2 separate regions of the Homo sapiens genome follow, and region 1 is linked to region 2. A link is a contact called in ENCODE Hi-C or POLR2A ChIA-PET data. All regions are on one chromosome and are shown on one strand. Each heading gives the region's core, a stretch centred on a gene start or an enhancer-like site at or near the end of the contact. The rest is flanking DNA. Distances are from core to core; before and after follow the strand shown. Region 1 has its middle 5.7 kb from the start of VPS37B. Region 2 overlaps PITPNM2 (phosphatidylinositol transfer protein membrane associated 2).

Evidence for each region. A loop is a pair of places that touch in the nucleus more often than their neighbours do. ChIA-PET counts read pairs that join two places held with the same protein, here RNA polymerase II (POLR2A). Pooled maps may share reads with other maps.
Region 1: a loop to region 2 is called in a pooled map, with 2.2 times the contacts of the local background. The contact joins two enhancer-like sites. A Hi-C loop is called at or near these places in 1 of 168 maps with a recorded cell type or tissue (natural killer cell) and 7 of 50 pooled maps. POLR2A ChIA-PET finds 5 or more read pairs at or near these places in 2 of 52 experiments (activated T-cell and endothelial cell of umbilical vein).

The regions. Positions count from the first base shown.
Region 1 is chr12:122,900,505-122,903,204 of GRCh38, forward strand. No RefSeq gene overlaps it. Among named protein-coding and RNA genes, the nearest start is that of VPS37B, 5.7 kb to the left of the region's middle. Within about 2 kb of position 1,332, at least 4 of the 41 ENCODE cell types and tissues checked have a DNase peak (open chromatin) inside an H3K27ac peak, as active enhancers do.
Region 2 is chr12:123,061,630-123,064,329 of GRCh38, forward strand. All of the region lies in intron 2 of PITPNM2 (phosphatidylinositol transfer protein membrane associated 2), which reads right to left. Among named protein-coding and RNA genes, the nearest start is that of PITPNM2-AS1, 18 kb to the right of the region's middle. Within about 2 kb of position 1,367, at least 25 of the 41 ENCODE cell types and tissues checked have a DNase peak (open chromatin) inside an H3K27ac peak, as active enhancers do.

The DNA of each region.
Region 1 (2,700 bases), core at 82-2,581, 160 kb before region 2:
CAGTGGCATGATCTCAGCTCACTGCAACCTCCGCCTCCCAGGATCAAGTGATTCTCATGCCTCAGCCTCCTGAGTAGCTGGGATTACAGGCACATGCCACCACACCCAGCTAGTTTTTATATTTTTAGTAGAGACGGGGTTTCAACATGTTGGCCAGGCTGGTCTCGAACTCCTGATCTCAGGTGATCCACCCACCTTGGCCTCCCAAAGTGCTGAGATTACAGGAGTGAGCCACTACACCCGGCCAAGGATTTTTGTATTTTTTTTTTTAACTAAAAGGAAGAAAACGAATATAACTAATGTAAATGTAGCTGCTCACAACCTCAAGAAAAACAAAAAAGAGTTTATTAAATATCACTGGCAAAACCAAAATGGTCACCAACAAAAATAATAAAATCCTGCAAACCCAAACTTACGTGCTGCACCAACCCACAATAAATAAAAATGTATTGGGTGATATGCCATGAAACAGAGCAGGGCAGATTTTCACAGCCTGATTTTCACTAAACTCCCTGCTGGAGTGTTACTGAAAATTCACTTTTCTTACTATTTACTTAAAGGAAGATGGGGGTCTTAATCTTGCTCTTTTTTTTTATCTCTCAACAAAAATGCTTCTGTTTTGCATCATTATTTCATATTTAAAAAGAGGTGATAAAGCTATTTTTACCTCTTGTGTTGATCAACCCAGCCAGGGAGAACAACTGCAAGACCACTTAACTTTTTTTTTTTTTTTTGAGACGGAGTCTCACTGTCGCCCAGGCTGGAGTGAGTGGCACAATCTTGGCTCACTGCAGGCTCCGCCCCCTGGGGTTCACACCATTCTCCTGCCTCAGCCTCCCGAGTAGCTGGGACTACAGGCGCCCGCCACCTCGCTCGGCTAATTTTTTGTATTTTAAGTAGAGATGGGGTTTCACTGTGTTAGCCAGGATGGTCTCGATCTCCTGACCTCGTGATCCGCCCGCCTCGGCCTCCCAAAGTGCTGGGATTACAGGCGTGAGCCACCGCGCCTGGCAAGACCACTTAGCTTTTGCTTCCCTTATGAATGATTTCTCTGGTCACCCCTAGAGAGGACCCCAACTGTTTTCAAGTCCCAGAACCTTGCTTTCCTCATTAAAATAGCCTTCAGAAAGTGGCCCTGCAGCATTTTTTGCCTGATTTGCCTTGACACCGCAGATAAACCACAGAGGCAACAGCCTGTTCTCTGCTTATATGCATTGCGATAAGCCTGACAGTTTCAAGAAGATTAGGTTCATCCACTAAGAAATTAACTCAGCTCTAACATTCACCTCGAACCCTGACAATGTTGAAAAACCTTACGTCTAAGTGGTTATAACACTTGAGTTGGTTTACACATAGGTAAAAGTACAAAGACAGGATTTCCAGGCATTGGGTTTGCAAATTCTCTAGAGAGAAACTAGAAACTGAAACCCTCTCAAGGTGGTTTTTTGTTTTGTTTTGTTTTGTTTTTTTTTAGGAAACCTTTATAGGTTTTTGTTTGCTTGCTTCTTTAGTTACAAAAGTAATTTGCACCTTGAATTTCTTAACTGAGTCATGGGCTTATATTATTATCTATTCCTTTTGATAAATTTGAACTATTTATAATAAAATATACAAATTAACATCCAAATACTTAAAAATAACGTTTGTTTACTGTAAAAACTGTCTAAACTGTGAGAAGTGTGTAAGCTGAAAAGTTAACAACAAACCCTATTGAACCCATGTCCCAGAGGTAGCCACAGTGATCAGTTTTGTTTCGGTTCTAGAATTTTTAAAAAGATAAACATGTACGGGCTGGGCGTGGTGGCTCACGCCTGTAATCCCAGCACTTTGGGAGGCCGAGGCGGGTGGATCATGAGGTCAGGAGATCGAGAACAGCCTGGCTAACATGGTGAAATCCTGTCTCTACTAAAAATACAAAAATTAGCCGGGCGTGGTGATGCATGCCTGTAATTCCAGCACTTGGGAGACTAGATGGGAGGATCACCTGAGCCCAGGAAGTCGAGGCTGCAGTGAGCAGTGATCGTGCCACTGTACTCCAGCCTGGGCAACAAAGGGAGACCCTGTCTCGAAAAAAAAAAAATTACCTGGGTATGGTGGCACATGCCTGTAGTCCCAGCTACTTAGGAGGCTGAGTCAGGAGGATTGCTTGAGCCCAGGATTTGGAGGCTGCAGTGAGATATGATCGTGCCACTGCTCTCCAGCCTGGGTGACAGAGCGAGACCCTGTCTCAAAAATAATAATAAAATGGCATAAAATAAAATTCAAATAGTAGATAAGGGGGTCAAACAAAAACCATTAACAACTTGTGTTTCCTTCCAGAAGTTTTTTCAGTGCTTATTCAAGCAACTATATTCATATCCACCCTCCTACCCACTTACTTTTTTTTTTTAAAGCAAGAGAGATCACACTCTACTTATATGGAACGTGTCACTTTGCAATCATATAGCTAAGGACAAATCAATATAACTCCTTAGCGACATTAGCTGACCCATAGCTGGTTCCAAAAACTCTTGAAACCTATTCAACAGGTGTTGCCTGAATTTACCTTTCCCCTAGTAGTGCTGAAAATAACGTTGGTGTTTTTTTTTTTTTTTCCTTTGAATTCCATGCAGGGTGTTTTCTTCTTTTTTTTTCAAGTGAAGATTCTTCTCAGCAGAAGGTGTTAATCCAGGCACTAAATCTGGAACATTCTAATCACTG
Region 2 (2,700 bases), core at 117-2,616:
CATCACAAGATGATGCGTCTCACAGGAAATGGGAAAGAACTTGTACACTGGGGAGTCAGAAAAAGGGGGAAGCCTGGGGCTTTCAGGCCCTGACAAAGCTCCTGCATCCAAGGGAGCTTCTGAAGGTTGTAGGAGAAGGTGGCTGCTAGCAGGGTCCCCAAGAACAGCTGCCGACAGAGTTTGGACAAAGTTATGCCATCTCCCTATGTGCCAGTGGCTTCAGAGAGTTCTGGAGGAAAGACCCAAGAGCCGGAGCAGCTATGAGGGCTGGCTGCTGGGAAGAGATGGAGTTGGGTGCGGAGGAAGGCACAGGTGTTCTAACAAAGGGACTCTGAGAAGCAGGAACTACGGTGTAGAGGTAGGCGGTAAGTTCCTAGGGAGGCCCTGCAGCAACTGAGGGGCCCCTGCTCCTCCTCCTCCTTCTCCCTGCCAAGTAGAGCAGCCTGGCTTGCATCTGTCTGCTCCCCTCCGGTGCACCTGGGACCCTGATGCTTGCTGCTTCCCATTTCAACAAATCCAGGGAGACAGGTTCCTGAGTCCCCAGACTCCCTCCCAGACAGGCAGCCAGGTGGAAGGGAAAGTTTGGGGTCCAGCGCCTGCACTTCTCATCTCTCCGTCCTTAGATCTGATACTTGCAACTGAGCCTTGGTTTACTCATCTGTAAAGGGAGGTGGTAATACGTCCAGTGAGGGGGTAGAACACTATGCCTGGCAACCAAGATGTGTTCTGTCACCCACAGGAATACTAAAAATATCTAACCCCTGGGCACTGCTGCTGGCTGTGGGGCTGGGGGAATCCTGGAGGTGCCTGTGGACAGCATTGCCCACTTAGCTCCAGAAATCCCAGGGAAGGGACAATAAGGGGGACGGGGCAGGGGCAGAGGCTATTTACCAGCAAAAAAAAGTACAGCACTCTTGCTCTTGGGGCTAGATGTATCTAGGATTTCAGAATATCCTGAACTTTAGACAGGTAAAGCTGCATATCTCAGCAGCATCCAATAAACAAATACATTGAACTCTCTGCAGTGAAAGACATGAATATAGAATACATAAAGACTATAAATAGCCTCACTTGGACTATAAATAGCCTCACCTCAGTTCAGGAAAAATTTTGCTGCCAAATGAGTTACAAAAAAGTGTCTGGTTTTCAGTGTGCTGGATTTTGGAATTGAGGATAAGGAATTGTGGATCTGCACATCAATGTTTTCACCACATATCTGTGTGAACCAACTGCATATCACCCCTGCTTCACCCCACTACCAATGCAGGACAGATGAGGGGTGACATGTGCTCTGCCTCTAAAACTCACCAGGCCCTGTGACCTTGGGGAACACAGTCCAAAGAGATGAGTCACACACGAAAGCAAATGTGCACACACACACAAACAGCAATGCCTATAAATATATTCATAACACAGGCCTGCGGGCACATAGGTCCACAAGGACGCAGAGCCCAGCTCTGCTGACGGAACCTGTGTTGCCCCAGGGCCCGCTGACCCCTGCTCAGGGCAAGGCCTGTGTTTCCAGGCCTGTGACTGGGCAAGCAAGGGTAGGCAGGAATGAGGAACACGGCAGGGCTTGGTGGTTGAGAGCTTCCTCATCTCTGCAGTGTGGAGAAGGGGCAGGTATGCCAGGCAGACCTGGCTCTGGTACCAGCACTGCCACTGCCCAGCCGGTGGCCTTAGATAGGTGGCCTTGGGCAGGTGGCCTGCGCCCCTGGCTGGGCTGCATTTCTTCACCTGCAAAGTCTGAGTGAAACAGGCCTCTTGGGCTTGGTGAGAGGCACACAGGAGCCCCCAGGGCTTGGCACACAGCTGGTGCTTAGGAAGTGCTTGCTGACTCTGTTCTGTGACGTTGCTTAAATGCATAATATTTAAAAGAGGGGGCTAAAATAAGTGGCCCCTTCAGTCCCAGAAGCGTCTCCCTCTCCCCCAGGGCTCTCTTTGGAGGCAGAGCCCCTTGTGGGTCTCTGTCCTACACCAGGGCTCTCTGGTCAGAATGCAGATGAGACCTACTGGATGCTCTGGCTGCCAAGAGCAGCCCCCACGAGACCAGGCTCCAGGTCTGGAAGGAAAAGCCTAGAGCAGGGACCCCTGGAGGAGGGGTCACAGCATTGCAGGCAGAACTCAGGCTTTGACATCAGAATGGTGCTCTGATCACACAGCTCCACCCCTCACTTGGTCTTAAGGAAGTTACTTAAACTCTCTGAGCCTCAGTTCTTCATTTTATAGGTGAAGGTATGTGGACCTTCATTTTATAGGTATGTGGACCTAGTCCAATACCACACACACCTCATAGGGTAGTAAGGGGAATAAATTAACAGACAATCAATGTAAAGCACCCAGCACACAACACCCAAGCAACAGCAGCAGCCGCTATTATTACTATAATGATGATGGTGATGGTGATGGTGATGCTGGGGATCAGCCCTGCTAAAGAACTGTGTCCCCACACTCAAAACAGTCAGGACTAGGGGAAACAAATCATTGATATCATTTTGTCACTATGCATTATTGCCAGCCTTCCCAGGGTTGGGGCCGTTGCTCACTGTTTCGACCCTCCCAGCAACGCTGCCAGCAGGCAGACAGACGCACTCTCCCCACTCCAAATTGGAAAATGGAAACCAAGAGAGCGACAGGGACTTGGTCAAGGTCATCGGGCAAGTCAGTAGCAGGGAAGGGATGAGAACTCCTCATTCTGGG